Regions from separate parts of the Mus musculus genome. Here region 1 is linked to region 2. A link is a loop called in an ENCODE intact Hi-C map of the cell type or tissue named here. Cell type or tissue: heart. All regions are shown on one strand.

What was found. A loop is a pair of places that touch in the nucleus more often than their neighbours do. Peaks named below come from ENCODE experiments on the same cell type or tissue, not always from the same donor. Only the 100,000 strongest peaks of a DNase experiment are listed, where the experiment ranks them.
Region 1: it touches region 2 in a loop (6-fold over the local background); 10 of 42 quality-filtered maps call a loop at or near these places.

What each region holds. Positions count from the first base shown.
Region 1 is chr6:124,756,364-124,764,363 of GRCm38, reverse strand. It overlaps Atn1 (atrophin 1), which reads left to right and starts at 7,877. Exons shown (of 10, transcript NM_007881.4): 1 at 7,877-8,000. It overlaps Eno2 (enolase 2, gamma neuronal), which reads left to right. Exons shown (of 12, transcript NM_013509.3): 8 at 440-637; 9 at 1,158-1,359; 10 at 1,603-1,711; 11 at 2,658-2,716; 12 at 3,002-4,311. The coding sequence ends at 3,071. In heart, a CTCF peak has its summit at 4,831 (motif pointing right); DNase peaks (open chromatin) are centred at 4,843, 5,673, 6,343, 7,543 and 2 weaker places; H3K4me3 peaks cover 2,787 bases; H3K27ac peaks cover 3,369 bases; H3K27me3 peaks cover 1,719 bases.
Region 2 is chr6:124,508,319-124,516,318 of GRCm38, reverse strand. C1rl (complement component 1, r subcomponent-like) reads right to left here. Exons shown (of 6, transcript NM_181344.5): 6 at 5,676-7,971. The coding sequence ends at 7,199. It overlaps C1ra (complement component 1, r subcomponent A), which reads right to left and starts at 3,698. Exons shown (of 11, transcript NM_023143.3): 1 at 3,519-3,698; 2 at 2,442-2,667; 3 at 460-652. The coding sequence starts at 3,520. In heart, a CTCF peak has its summit at 3,755 (motif pointing left); a DNase peak (open chromatin) is centred at 3,738; H3K4me3 peaks cover 331 bases.

The sequences.
Region 1 (8,000 bases), 250 kb before region 2:
GCCAGGGGCCTGGTGGTGCAGGTCTAGCATCCCAACCATTTAGAGGCTGAGGGAGGAGAACTGAAAATTCAAGGCATGCTTTAGCTACAGAGTGAGTTCGAGACCAGCCTGAACAACTTAGACACTGTCTCAAAATGAGAAAGAAAAAAGGGGACAGGAATGTGGCTCAGTGGCAGAGAACTTGCCTCAAATGAATGAGGCCTTAGGTTCAAGTCCCAGCACCAGTATGATGTGTGATGCAGTATGGGGGAGGGGGACCAACATTAGTAACTAGTAACACAATTCTACTCTTCTGTCTCCCTAGATAGCCTCTCTCCACAGACCCTAGTCACACCTCCCTTCCAACAGTCCCCTCCTTCCACCCTGAATTGCTTTTCTTGCCCTCCTTCCTTCACACCTATTTCTCCAACTTACAATTTCACTGGATTTGTTTCTATAGCCTTGGAGCTGGTGAAGGAAGCCATCGACAAGGCTGGCTACACGGAAAAGATGGTGATCGGTATGGATGTGGCTGCCTCTGAGTTTTACCGCGATGGCAAATACGACTTGGATTTCAAGTCTCCCGCTGATCCTTCCCGATACATCACTGGGGACCAGCTGGGGGCACTCTACCAGGACTTTGTCCGGAACTATCCTGGTGAGAGCGAGGGGTTGTGGGAGATAGGGAAGGGAAAGGACGGAGCTAGGCAAAGGTGAACTTTATGGGGTGCAGAGTCTGGGGCCAGGTGAGGTCCTGAGGAGGCTGAGAAGCAAGGAGAAGGAGCAGTAGGCTCTTGCAGAGAGGCGCTTTGAGTGTCATGTGACTGCGCATGTAGTCCCAGGACTCATCATAGGATGGGGCTCCTCCGTCTGTTTCAGACCCTGGGCTCTGAGAGCTACTTGGTTCCTAGGGAGGGCTCTGGATGGAGCCAGGGATGGGAAAACCATGAATGGATGTGACAGAAAAGTGCCAGGCTTTAGTGTCTTTGATTGATGAAGGTGGATACTGAATGGAGTTGGCGCGGCGCCTTGGGGGGTTGGGGGGGGGGGCGAGTCTCACTGAGGTACAGAGTCTCCACAGCCACCAAGGGCCTCCGTCCCGCTCCACAGAGGCAGTTGGCCTCCATCAGAGCAGGCGTCTCTAGGAAGAACCAGTCCCCTCTCCACTCCCCCTGCAGTGGTCTCCATTGAAGACCCATTTGACCAGGACGACTGGGCAGCTTGGTCCAAGTTCACAGCCAACGTCGGCATCCAGATAGTGGGCGATGACCTGACGGTGACCAACCCCAAGCGCATCGAGCGGGCAGTGGAGGAGAAGGCCTGCAACTGTTTGCTGCTCAAGGTCAATCAGATCGGCTCGGTCACAGAAGCCATCCAAGCGTGAGTGGTCCTGGCCTCCGCCCACCTGGTCCTCGTTTCTTCAGGACTCCTCTTGGGAGCGCCCTCCTAGCTGGATTCTGCCCAGGAATCCTAGCGAACCCTTCACACTCTTCTCACTTCTAGTCTCTCTGTACTTCCCTTAGTCACCTTCCTCCAGGTGCTTCCTGACATAGGTGAAGCCCGGGGCTGGGAGGGAGTAGCCGTGCTTCGGGGCAGGTCAGTGCTGGTGTACGTACCCTGCAGGTGCAAGCTGGCCCAGGAGAATGGCTGGGGGGTTATGGTGAGCCATCGCTCTGGAGAAACGGAGGACACGTTCATTGCTGATCTTGTCGTCGGACTGTGTACAGGCCAGGTGAGTAGAGCCAGTCTGTGGGATTGGGAGAGGTCTTTGTGGGGTTGGTGGGTTCTAGGCCCAGGTAGTTATTGTCCTGCCGAAAATTTGAGAGTCAGAGAAGTTTGAGAGTAGAAGTCTGGCCAGGCATAGTGGCACACGCCTTTAATACCAGCACTCAGGAGGCAGAGGCAGGTGGATCTCTGTGAGTTTAAGGCCAGTTTGGTTTGTATAGTGAGTATAGCAGGAAACCCAGGGCTACACCGAGGGACTCTGTCTTAGTAAATAGTAAAAAGAGTAGAAGTTCTGGGCTGGTGAGATGGCTCAGCCCAGTCCTAAGCCTGACTCTCAGCTTTAGTCTGATTTGTGGGACCCACGGGTTAGGAGAGAACCAACTCCCACCAGTTGTCCTCTGGCCTCCACATGCACACCGTGGCATGAGCAGATCCACAGACGTGTACACAGACACAACTTAAAGCATTAATTTTTATAATTAATTAATTAATTAGTACAAATACAGATGTTTCAGAGTTGGAGGTTCAGCTCATTTATAGAGTACTTGCCTAGTACGTGCAAGACCCTGGGTTCCATTTAAAAAAAAAGGGGGGGGGGAGTAGGATATGACATTGCACGCCTTTAGTCCCAGCACCCAGGAGCCAGAGGCAGGAGGATCTCTGTAAGTTCAATACCAGCTTAGTCTATGTAGGGAGTTCGCTACATAGTAAAACTCTGTCTCAAAACAAACCAAAAGCCCTGGACTTGGGGATACATGCCTTTTGTCTCCACACTCGGGAAGCAGAGGCAGGAGGATGAGGAGTTCTAGGCTAACCTGTCCCTTTAGAGGACAACCTTCATAAAAGTGTCTCAAAAAAAAATGTATGTATGTGTGTGTGGCAGGGGTGGGGCATAGGGGTGTCCTATCAGGCGAAGGAAATCCTTAAGCTGCCTATCTCCTGGAATGTTTCAGATCAAGACTGGCGCCCCATGCAGATCTGAACGTCTGGCGAAGTACAACCAGCTCATGAGGTGAGGAGGGTCCCCGAAGAACAAGAACCCGAAACCCGGGGTCTAAACGCCCCATTAGGCCACCATTCCACCTCCTGCATCCAGGACCTGGATAGCAGTTGATGCCAAGAAAAGTTTTGCTAAGTGGGTTCAAGGATGGTCCGATTGACAGATCACTAACTGACCACGAAAGCCAGGGACCGTTCACCTTGGGGCAGCCCTCAAAGGGGGAGCATTGAGGGACTCAGGGAGAAAGGCTGATCCCGTCTTCTCCCCTGACTGTCCCCCTTCCGGATCATCTGTCAGAATTGAGGAAGAGCTGGGGGACGAAGCTCGCTTCGCGGGACATAATTTCCGAAATCCCAGTGTGCTGTGATCCCCTTCCCCCAACCCCGCTTGCCTGAACGCGGGAACATCTCATTCTCCTGGAGCCTCTTTCTTGCTGCCCTGACCTGCCATAGTCACTCTGATACCCTGAGCCCCAAGTCACCCAGAACACCTCGACTCACCGCTCCTGCTGTTCTTGGCTTCCACAACCCCCCTTGCTCTCTCTGCTCTTCCTCCTCTCTGGGCCCCATTTTTGGGGGGATTCAGTCTTCCCACTTTCCCTTCTATTCTCTCTTCTCTTTAAAAAAAAATTATGAAGATTAGAAGGGGGTCCACAGAAGAATCCTCAGTGTCTGACAGGAGCTTCAGGATTGGTGTGTTGGGGTGTTTAAAGTGGGGTCACGGGCATGAGTGTTTCAGTGCTTACCATGGTGTGTATAAGCCTTGAACTATGCATAGAACTGGAGTTTGGGGAGTGCTGGATGTGTGGTCATGCTTGGTTGAGGCTTTAGTGTATGTGTTTACATACACAAGCACAGTTTGTTTGTTTGCTTATTTATTTATTTATTTATTTATTTATTTATTTATTTATTTATTTCTCAGCTGGTCAGTCAGCCATCTCCTGTAACTCTCCAGTCTGAAAGTGACCTAACTTGACAGGACTAGGCACCCCTATTCCATGTGGCTTCATTCCAAGATGACCCAGGATGGGGATTTTGCTAGCATGGGAAGGGGAACAGAAAAGGGCCTTAGCAATTGCTTCATTCGGTGCACTAACCGAAGCTCGGAACTTTACAGAATGGGGCTGTGGACCTGGGGAGGCTTTTCTCCTCTAACCCTCTCCCCAGCCCTAGGCTCCTCCGTCTTTCTCCGGCTGCACCAGAGCGCTGCCTCACTCCCCTGCGCCATGTCCCACAGTTGCCACCATCTCCGTGGCTTTGAAATGACCACCACCATTAAAGTCTGAATCACAGCGCACCACCCCTTGTCTGAGGACTCTTACTCTCTGCTCCATGTGAGAGGACGAAGAGAAACGACTGGATATTGGCGATCCTAGGTAGCAGATCAGGGGAGGGCTCAAAAAGCGGCAAGCCACTGAACTCATGACCAAGTTTGCAGCATTGCTGGTGATGTGGGATCCGTGGGGTTTTTGTTTCCCAAGACAGGGTTTCTACGTGTAGCCCTGGCTGTCCTGGAACTCACTCTGTAGACCAGGCTGGCTCCAAGTTTACAGAGATCCGCCTGCTTCTGCCTCCCGAGTGCTGGGATTAAAAGCTTGTACCACCACACTTGGCTGAACTAAGGATTCTTAACCTGTGGTACTGGAGTTACTCAAACATCAGGGATTGAGTGTATCTGGGGTGAGGAACAAAGCGTTTCTGGTTCCTAAAGTCTTGGACCGAAGTAGGAACAAAGCAGTAGACCAATAACTAAAGCGCCCCTGTACTGGTCCTCAACAGAATTCTGGATGGCTTTGAAATGAGAGTATCATGGCCACCAATTCCTTTGGAATACAGAACCAAAGAAAAAAGGGAGAGAAGAAATATTACGGGTACCAGGAGCTTGGGAATCCGACTTCTCCAGTAAAATGGATGCCACACCTGAAGTGCTCTCCAGCCTCCCCGTTAGCCAGACTGAGAGGATATCAGTGTGTAGACAGAGGCCCTCTAACCTTTCAGCTCCAGTGAGGCTGTGAGGTTGAAGCACCCAGCCCGCCTTGGGGGACAATCCCCCTAACATTACTATCCTTAGGGTACTAGGGCTCACGCTTGCAGGCAGCATCTGCCCATGAATAGCTGTGGCCATTAGGGGGAGCCCAAGTTCTGCAGGACACCTTACTAGACGCCAAGGTGAGGTTGGGGTGGGAAGAATTTCAAGGTTGCACCCTCTGCCCTCCTCCCGCGGATCCTCCCAAGTTCTGGTCCCAGGCTCCCTCAGACTTCCTTCTCCCTTTAGGGCTAACAGAAACTTGCACTGGTGAAGCCAGGAGCCACATCTCCCCACCCATCTTCTTGTATCCCCCAGCTATTTTCAGTTCAAAGAACTTCTTGCTCCCTCTCCTTCCCTGTGCCCTTGAATTCCTATGTAAGCTCCTCGTTTTTTTTCCCCCTTCCAGCACCCCTATATGGCCCCGGGGGCTCGCTACACTTCTCTGGGGCTGCTCTCTCAGAAACTCCTAGGCTTTGGTCAGGGCTATTGTGGCTGTAGCCACCATTCCTAACCCTTGTCTTTTCTTTCCTCCATCCTAGCTAGGTGCCTTTTTCTGACAACATTCCCAGCCCCCTTCTGGTACCAGGTTGGATTGGGTTACAGCTAGCTCTGCTTGGGCCTCCAAGGCCCCTCTCTACTTTCCTTTTGTGCCATTGCCTGGAGACCAGGTGATTGTAGGGGGCTGGGGCCAGAGAGGGAGCTGGGGTGAAGGATAGGGGTGGGGTGTATATTTAATGCTCCCAGCAGCTGAGCTGTGAGCCTGGTCTTGGGTACCAGAGGAACTGGAAGGTGTAGTGCTGGCTTCTTTTCCTAGTTCCATGCCTTGTCCTTCCCTAGGCCTACATTTTTCTTTTAGGCTTAGATAAGTTACCATCTTGGCTGTTGCCTTAGCGGCTAAACAAGGGTAGAGGTTGAGTCTGGAAAGGATTGGAAAGGTCCTAGGCCAGGCCTAGTGGGAAACTAAAGGAAAGAGAGGAAATGCTATGGGGAGAGGGGGGAGGGAGGAGGAGTCTCAGAGCAAAATTAGTTGGTACAGGGAAGGAACTAGGTCTATCTTAGAGCACAGAGAAAAAGACGTGAAGGGTACACAGGAGAGGACCTGGTCTCTGGGAGGCCCTGGAAGGGGACAAGCAAATGGGTATGGGGGTAAAGTGAGGCCCTGCAGAGGCAAGGGACTTCACAGTGGGGTGATGGGATATTTGTTCCTAGAGGAGCCAAGCATTCTTGCTTGGTCTCCCTAGTGCTTTGGAATCTGTGTAGAGCTTTTGGGTAAGTTCAAGAGCTTGGCTGAATCTGGCCTAAGGAATGGTGGTGTAAGACCTACTGGGTGGCTACTAGGCTAGCCGTTCTCCTCCCTTCCACAAAGGCAGTTTGCCCACTCAGTGTCCCCCACTCCACCCACTAGGTCTGAGCTAGGCTGGCCCCCTACAAGCTCTCTACCCCCACCTCCAAATCTGGTGAACTACTAAGGGCTCCCAATCCAGACTCCAGCTCCAGCTCTTCCGGGCTCCCAGCCTGCCTCCCTCCCTTTCTCTAGCCTTCCCAATTTCAGCTGCCAAAAATCACCCTGTCTCTAGTGTCCTTTGTCCTGAGAGATGTTGCTGCTGGTTTGGGGCCAGAGAAGGAGCCCAGAAGAAGGCACCACTGGAGTGATGGGGGTGCTGACTTCATGGCTGTAGGTTGGGCATGGCTGGCACGCTGACTGGAGAAGAGTTGGGAGGAGCATGCTGTAGTCTGTGCTGGGGACTACTTCCATATTACAATTGTTATGGGGAACCTGGGCACCCTAAAATGTATGTAGGTCCTTTCCACCTAATCCCCCACTTCATCCCTTCTGTGACCATGACCAAAGATGCTACTAGTAATGACTTCAGACTTGAGAAGGTCTAGTTCAGGAACCTCGAGAAAATGAAGGGCCCAAAAGTGAAGTGCCACCTCTTAGTTACCTCTTCCACACTAGGGCCTGGACCCCAGTCTGTCACTCCTCCAGGGTTCTCCCTCCGTCTCTAGCTCCTCTCTTTTCCCATCACTGGCCCTCCCACCACGTTGCCACAAAAGCCCTATTTATCTTGTGTTTCCTTCCAGACCTCTCTAATTCATTCTCCTCCACTTTATTTGCCAAAGGAAATAGTTCTTAGTTCGATTGGAAGTCCCCACATTCATGTTTACCAACCCAGCCCACCCCAGTCTCCCTCTAGAATAGGCATCCTCTGCCCTCCACCCCTCTTCTGAGACTTCTCATGCCTTCTCTCCCACAGAGGGATCTCCGGACTTGCCTCCAGCTTTCCTTCATCATTCCCAAATTCTTGTGGTTTGCATTCTTCTCAACACCAATCACTGCCTTAAACGCTTATCTCTTCCAGAAACACCATTCTCCTAGTACGTCTTCATCCTTTCCCGCCCAGGTCCACAAACTTCCATCGTAGGCTCTCCAAAATAGCTCCTAAACCCCTCCAGCCTCTACTTCTGGCCCTTCCTCTCCATCTTTCCAATACAGTCCCATTATCCAAATCTCTACTTCATAATTCCCCAAACTCCACCTACTTCACCCCTGCCACAGCCCCTCTTGTCCCCAAACTTCTCCAGCCTCCCCAGGTCTGCCTTCGCAGTCCACAGCCCCTCCCACCCAGCCCTCTCCCGCGCGGGGCCCGCGAGCTCCCCACGCTCTGCGCAGCGAGGCCCTCTCTCTCTGCGCCCCGGCCGGCTTCGGCCAACTCGCCCGGCGCCTCCCCTTCCCCGATCCTCCGCCCCCCGACTGCCGCGCGCTCCCTCCCTCGCGTCTCCTCCGGGCCCCTCTCTCTCCTCCGTTCCTCCGCGCTCCCTCCTTCTCCCTCTTCCTCCCTGCTCCCATCCCCCTCTCCCGAGCGCCCTCCCTCCGCCGTCCGCTTTCCTGTGCGAGTCGCCGGACGCGCCGCCCAGCCTGTCCGTCCGCCCGCAGCCCCGCGCCCGACCGGGGCCTCGGGCCAGGACGCGTTTCGGGGTGGCAGGCCTCGGGGCGGGCTAGGGGCGCGCGGCACCAGCGGCGGGAGGGTCGGGGGTCGCGGGCCTCGCCGGGACCGCGAGTGCGGGCGGAGGCGGGCGGTGCGGCGGGGGCGGGCGCGGGCGGCGCGTTCCGGGCGGGAGGGCGGGCGAGGAGCGCGAGAAGCCGATCGGGGCTGCGCGGGGAGCCGGGCATGGGGGCCGCCCTCCGGGGGGGCCGGGGCCGCCGCCGCCGCCGCCGCGGCAGCGACTGAAGCCGCGCTGTAAGGAGGGGCGGGGAGTGGCCGCC
Region 2 (8,000 bases):
ACTTGCTCTTTAATTTAGAACTGTTGGTTGAGTAAAGATACTGGCAACCTATAGCTGGCCAGAAGAGAGGTAGGTAAAGTTTTGGTTCCTGGGCTTGGGGTCCAAGGAGGTCCACGATGGACAAGATAGAAGGTGGAGAGAAGAGGAGAGCAATCATGAGAATTGCCCATGAGAGCTGCCCAGTCTGAGTAAGAGCTATCTGGATGGAATACAGCCAATCATATCTCAGGGTTGTTAACAGGGAGGTAGATGTAAGAGCATAGAGAGTTGATATCTGCCCAGCTCTATCACTGATGAAGGCTTATTATAAATATAAAAGTTTTATCTGGGAACTGAATGATCAAAGGGTAGAAATCCCCGATGGAGATTAAGAAATTACTACAACAGGGCTCAAACATGCCCCAGCCCCACTCCCATGGCTGAGGCCAGAGTGAAGGGCTGGCTGTGGGGAGCACTCACCTACAGCCTGGTAGTAGGCCAGGAAGCCCTTGTAGAACATGATGGTCCCATTCTCCTCATTGGAGAAGTCTGTGTGGAAGGTCAGCAGCATCTTGTTTCCTTGGGACATGAATTCCTTGCTTCCTGGGGGGTTGCCCAGGGGAGAATCCAGCTGCCCACAGAACCTCCCCAGTGTTTGCTTATCAGCAGAAATCTGTTGGAGGGAGGACAATGGAGAGAAGCCCTGCTAAGGAGTCTGGTCCCGTGTGGCAGCCAGAGAGACCCTCCTTGGATTGAATCCTGATCTAATGTTACTATCTGTCAGATCTGGCTGCTGTGCACACCCTCAAGTGATGCTTATGGGTCCATCTCTGTCTTTCATTAAGTTTGTTTTCTTAAGTTAGGATATCACAATGTAGCCTAGGCTTGCCTTGATGGCATTAATTAAGGCCTCTGTCTCTGTCTATGTCGAGGGGCATGTTACAGGGGAATACATGGGGAGCCCAGAGGATGACTTGCAAAAGTCAGGTCTTTCCCTCCATCATGGACATCCTTGGGATTGAACTTAGGTTGAAGACTTGGAGGCAAGGGCCTTTACCCACTGACCCATCTTGCCAGCTCTGGACTGGGATTGAGCCTGTAGTTCTTCTGCCTTCGTCCCAATTCTTGTTTTTTTTTTTTTTCCATTTTTTATTAGGTATTTAGCTCATTTACATTTCCAATGCTATACAAAAAGTCCCCCATACCCACCCACCCCCACTCCCCTACCCACCCACTCCCCCTTTTTGGCCCTGGCGTTCCCCTGTACTGGGGCATATAAAGTTTTCGTGTCCAATGGGCCTCTCTTACCAGTGATGGCCGACTAGGCCATCTTTTGATACATATGCAGCTAGAGTCAAGAGCTCCGGGGTACTGGTTAGTTCATAATGTTGTTCCACCTATAGGGTTGCAGACACCTTTAGCTCCTTGGGTGCTTTCTCTAGCTCCTCCATTGGGATCCCTGTGATCCATCCATTAGCTGACTGTGAGCATCCACTTCTGTGTTTGCTAGGCCCCGGCATAGTCTCACAAGAGACAGCTACATCTTGGTCCTTTCGATAAAATCTTGCTAGTGTATGCAATGGTGTCAGCGTTTGGAAGCTGATTATGGGGTGGATCCCTGGATATGGCAGTCTCTACATGGTCCATCCTTTCGTCTCAGCTCCAAACTTTGTCTCTGTAACTCCTTCCACCAATTCTTGTTTTAAAAGCCGCACTCAACTCAGCCTCCTGATAGACCCAGCTGAACATGATAGTACAAATGGTACCCAGAGGTCTCCTCACTGGCCAGCATCACCTAGTGTCTTCCCTGCTTTGTCTCACAGATTCCTTACTTTGTCCAAAGCAGACGACGTTCTCCTTGCTAGCTTTGCCGTGGGATGCACCCCTCCCTCAACGCTGCAGACTTGTTGAGTCCCCTTTGTTGGGGAAGTGTGGAGTTTTCTCGTTATTTTCTTAGTCTCCTGGCTGTTGCCTGAGCCTCATAGTGCGAGGAAGAGCATAGGCTCTGCTTGAATCCTGCCTTTTATTTTTACTGGATGTAGAAAGATGAGGCTAAGAAAGAAACCCTTTGAAGGGTACATACAGGGGTGACCAAGGTCCTTGTCTTCCCTGAAGGACATGTGACACCTTTCATATGTTTCTTTTCTTCTTGTTTTGGATGCAGTAGGTTACCATTCAGGGAAACTGAGGCATGGCTGTTTCTCAAGGCCTTATGGTTAGCTGTGTCCTAACTCCAATACATAGTGAAATCTACTGGAACAAACACCCCCATGCCTGCCCCTTTTCCTCATGAATCTCACTGAAGGCCTCAAAAGTCCATGGATACCCCCTCTATGGCACCAGCGACCCAAGGCCAACATTTCTACAGAGCTGTACAGTGATGGGGTGCAGGCATATTGTCCAGAGTATTCAGAGCACAAACTTCCAGTTTTGTTTCCCCTCCCTCCCACTCTGACGCCTACCTTAACATAGTCATAGAAGCAGCCTTCAGAAGGCTCCACGTCAAACTGCCAGAAGACCAGCTTCACCCTGTACCCCATGGGGACAGTGATCACAGTGGTTGTCTCCAAGTCACTGGGGTAAGGCTTGGGATACAGAGGGGAGGTCACCTCTCCATAGAGCTTCTGAGGGAGGTAAATGGAGCCTTCCACCCCATAGAACAGGGTCACCAGGAGGGCAAAGAGCCACCTGTCAAAGAGAGAGGCGAGTGTTTGTGGGGCTGGAGGATCAAGGGTGTTGTGTAGCACCCTTGCTATTTGAACTGCCTTAGGCAGGAATAGGATGACTAAACTGCCTGGTTCTTCCCCCATGCCCATTGTAGACTTCATAGTGGTTCTGTGATTGGGGGCATCAGCAGCCTCTGCATCTGCTGCAGCTGAGTTTCTCGTAGGTCAGTGCCCAGTCCAGGGGTCACTGGACTCTATCACACTCCCCACCCCCAGCCTCTGAACTGCCTTCTCTGCCCTTCTCTTTTGCCTCCTTTTCTTCCTGGAGTAGAAGCTATCTGAGGGTGAAGTTTTCCAGTGATGGCTCTGCAAAGTTTCCCAAGGCTTCAGCAAAGACCCCTGGGAGAAACCCTTCATCATGTCTGAGAAACACAGGTGGGGTCTGAGAAACACACGTGTGTGTGTGGGGGGGGGAGAGAAACACACGTGGGGTCTGAGAAACACACGTGTGTGGGGGGGGAGAGAGAAACACATGTGGGGTCTGAGAAATACACGTGGGGGGGTTCTCTCCTCTCTCAGAGAGTTCCCTCCCCTCACTGTTACCCTGCTATGAACCCAGAGTCAAGAAAGGAGAGGCTAGCTCAGCTCATGTCTAAGGGTCTGGACCCTGGGAGGAGGGCTGAGGAGTGACCCTGAGAAGTATGTGCTCTGGAGCTGGCAGTATGGGAAGAAGGATATTGTATTCCTCTTCTTATTCCCCTTCCATTTTCTTTCCGTATTCTTTTTTTTTTTTCTTTAAAGTAATATGGGCGCATGTTTGCTTCCTATGCCCAACTCCTCTTTCCTCCCTTGATACCCATCAGTCTTACTCACATGTCTCAAGGCCAGTTTGTTTTGGGTCCTCAGCTCTCCTGACAGAGTCTTCAGGCACTGTAAGTTGAAGGAGGGAGTAGGCATACAGGGGAGGGAAGGATTGTGGCAGTGGAGGGGGTGACCATTCCCGGAGGAATGTTTCAGGGAATGAAGCATTTGCATAAACAGCAAAAAAAATCTGAGTTCCCAGTTTAGTTTTGGTTTTGAAATCCTCGTTGCTTGCTGGTGCCATCTGGTGGTCCATTTGGGGAATGGCTGAGGCGATGGGATCTGAAGTTTTAGGGACCTGGAAACATTTGGTTTGGAGGGCCAGACTCTGGGGTCTCTAAATCGGATTAACATTTTCTGGGAGACTTTCCTGGGGCTGCTAGTTGCCCTTTATTCCAGGATCCTCGCCACAGGCATCGTAGATTGTGGAGGCACTTAAAGGCTCTGCTTTCCTATTGGCCCCTTTTTTGCAATTCTTATTCACCTGGAAGCCAAGGAGCTGGGGTTTCAATGCACAGGGTGAGGTGAAGAAGAACTGGGTTGAGGAGGGCACCGAGGTGTACAGGTGTGGATATGAGTGTGATGGAGTTGCAAGATCACAGGACACTAAAGCAAGGCTATGCTTTGAGCTCCCGCCTCCATCCTTGAACTCTGGCTTCCCAGTGAACTTAGATCTTGTTGAAGATAGGGCAGCTGCAGAGTGGAAGAAACATCTTTTCCTGGACATATGGTCAGCTCGAGTCTTCAGGGATACAACTACTTAGCGCTTCAAGCAAAGGGTGTGGCCGCAGAGGGAGAGTGACTCTTTCTTCTTAGAAGGGAAACCAGGTACCCGGGACAGCTGTGCTGTCCACAAGGACATGGTGTCCTGTTTAAAAAATTTGTTCCTGTCTCCACCAAAAAATTTATGGCACTTTGTTTTGTGGAGGCTTGGACTACAGAGCAGGCATGCCAGTTCCTGTAAGGTGTTCCTGATTAGAGAAAATGTTCCTCCCCTACTCGCTCTTCTCTCCCGACTTGTCCACGTATGGGATAATTCGTATTAGGGGTCAGCCTGTGAACTTAAAGGATCCACAACGATGGAGGCAGTCTCCCCTTGACAGTGACCTTGGCATGAGGCCGGAGAGCAGGCACACACAAGATGTGAAACGCACGGAGGTTTGGAAGATTTTCCCAGCACTGGGGCAGAAGCCTGAATGAAGGTAGTGGCTAGGAGAGAGGGAGGGGTGGGGAGGGCTTCCAAGATTTTATCAGGGTAAGATAAGGTCGGGAAAGACCAATGATGAGGGATAGGAAATGGACTAGATCAGAAGACAGAAGGAAGAGGAAATCTTGCCTAGTGAATTGCATGTTGGTATCCTAAGAAGTAGGTGTGTGTGTGTGTGTGTGTGTGTGTGTGTGTGTGTGTGTGTATGTGCATGGCTTGTTCATAACTGTGGCAGAAGGATCAGATGGAAGGGTGTGGTCCAAGAAAGCAAGTCAATTGAAAAATCTCATCTACATTGCTTCTAGGGATTCTGAGTTCTGTTCTGATGTCATGTGACTTGACCAAAAAAATATGCCAAACCTGGACCTTACCACCTCAGGTCCTGCCCCATTTCCATTTTGTTTAAACATACAAATAAAGTTTAGATCTGCATCTAGAGATAAAAATATTACATAGATATAGACAAATATATGTCTTTTGCTTTGTCTGTAAGAAAATATATAATTTTTATCAAAATAAAAAGTTCAATAAGAATGACATATGCTTACTACTTAAAATTTAGTCAGTAGAAAATAAGAGAAAATAATCAGTCAAAATCGCTCCACCCAAAATAACTTCTGCTTAGTATTCTTGGAATACTGTTACTTTTAACCTATTTTTAAAAATAATTTACTTATTTGTACTTTATGTTCATAAGTGTTTTGCCTGGGTGGATGCATGTGCACCTGTGCACGCAGTGTCTGTGGAGGCCAGAGAGGTTGTTGGAAACTCCAGACCTGGAGTTATAGACACATGTGAGCTATTTGTGTGTGTGTGTGTGTGTGTGTGTGTGTGTGTGTGTGTGTGTGTGTGTGTTTCCATTCCAGGGACCTCTGAGTCATCTCTCCAAACCCCTAGACTACTTTTAATAGTCTTTTGAATTGTGCATAGGGTTTAAAAAGTAGAATCAACCATATTTATATCCTGCCAACTATTTATTAATTTATTTGTTTATTTATTGGTTTTTAAGACAGGGTTTCCCTGTGTAGCCCTGGCTATCCTGGAACTGACTTTGTAGACCAGGCTGGCCTTGAACTTCCCGCAGTGCTAGGACTAAAGGCATAAGGCACCACTACTATGTTTTAATTTTTTGTTAACTTTGAAATGAGATCAAAGCTGGCCTTGAACTTATGATCCTTCTGCCTCAGCCTCCCGCGTGGCTGGGATTTTAGTGTGTATTATGGCTTAGCTTGGATGCTGCTGTTATTTCAAAGATAAATTTAACCTTTGACTTTAGAGCACGTTCATCTCAACACTAACCCCCTTCCTTTTCTCCCCTCTCTTTTATGGTATTCATTTTCTATTATCACTGAACTCGTGTGTTTTATTTTGTCTTTTAGTATAAATCACTCCAAATCTTCCCTACAAATTAAAGAGTTCATCTTCTCAGGCTCGCAATGCCCTGGGTGATGAGGGCCAGCAGGAAAGTGAGAGCTGGTGGTACAATCTTCATAGAAACAGGCCTTCCCAGGGATGGAGTCTGTACAGTGGTGGAGCCCGGAAGGTGAAATGGGTGCTCAGGCAGGTCTGCGGGGCAACTGGGAGGAATCCCGGAGACAGAGCATGCTGGGCAAACATGCTGGGATGAATGAAGCCTCAGTGGAGAACCAGCTTTGGAACTTCCACAAGCCACGGGATCTGTGGGAGCTTCCGTTTCCTCTTTGTGAGGCATGAATGACAGAAAACACACCCTCTGCCAACAGGGAGGGAGGACTGGATGAGACAACAGGCGATGCTCCTGGCTTACAGTAGATGTAAAATGGAATCGAGTATTGCCACGATTGTCTGGAGAAGCTGGGACAGGAGGCATATTTGAAGCTCATTGTAAGGGTTTTCAGAATATTTCAGAAACACAAGAGACCATGAGTAAATACAGAAGAAACCGTCCATAGCTGAGGTCGGGGAATTAAAAAAAGACACACATGGTGATGATGCAGGTGTACACGCTTGTAATCCCAGTGTTTGGGAGGCTGAAGCGGGAGCATTGCCGTGAGTTCAAGGCCAGCCTGGCTACAGAGTGAAATCCTGCCTTGAACAAACAAAAAGACATTCTGAGCAAAGGTTGCTTGGTATAAAACCCAGGAGAGCAGAAGGTTCTGTTTCTGATTTGGGACAGCGTGGTCTGGGGAGGCGGGGCTTTCTCTTGGCAGTGGGTTGCTGAATCAGTGACTTTTTTTTTTTTTTTTTTTGTTTAGTTTTTGATACAGGGTTTCTCTGTGTAGCCCTACCTGTCCTGGAACTCAATCTGTAGACCAGGCTGACCTGGAACTCAGAAATCCACCTGTCTCTGCCTCCCAAGTGCTGGGATTAAAGACTTGTGCCACCACTGCCCTGCTGAACCAGTGACTTAAATGGGGTCTCCCGGTTTCAAGTGGATCCTCACTCCTGCCCGTTCTTAGCAGGGACCTCCACAGCACTGGCTGGCCACTCCTCGGGCCCCCTGGGGTCAGTCTTTACCTTCAATCACCCTCTTAATCCAATCCATGTAGCTGAGCACTTTGGTGTAGAAGCCGTACCCCTTGCCACACCCGATGCCCCAGGATACAATGCCTGTGGCCACCCAGCGGAGAGCAAGATCGTCCCACACCACATAGACGCTGCCGCTGTCTCCCTGGCAGACACTGTTCACCTGCATCTCTTCCCCAACACAGAACATATTGTCAGAAAACACCTCAGTTCGCTGCCTCTGGTGGAGCCAGGCTTCACAGGCCTCCCTGGGAGCTACAGGCAGTTTTGAGTATTTCAACTTTGTTGTTAACCAGCCCATCTCCACACCAAACCCACTGACGTAACCCCACAGGCCGCTGTGGTAGAGGGTCTCGTTGTCCGGCAGACAGACTGGGAGGAGATTGGGCCCCAGAGGGACTCTCTGCTCAAGTTCCAGGAGAGCAATATCTCCATTGAAGTTGTGGGACTCATGTTGGCGGTAGTCTGGGTGAACCACGACCCTACGGACAGGATGGTTCCCGAGTTTCAGTAGCTCGTCTATGTCTGTGTGACCCAGAAACACTTCCACATTCTGGTTCCTTCTGAGATAGATGCTATCCTTGGGGTAGATGGTATGGGCAGCCGTCAGGATCCATCTGTCACCCAGCAGGGCTCCACCCCCACGACCATAGATGCTGGTGAAGGCTTGCCAGGGGAAGTTGCCCAGTTTAGCTCGGGAAGAACCAAAAGTGTTTGGGTTCTCAGCAAGGGGGACGACTGGTCTTCCACAGACTGCAAGTGAGGAGAGTGAGAAAAGAGAT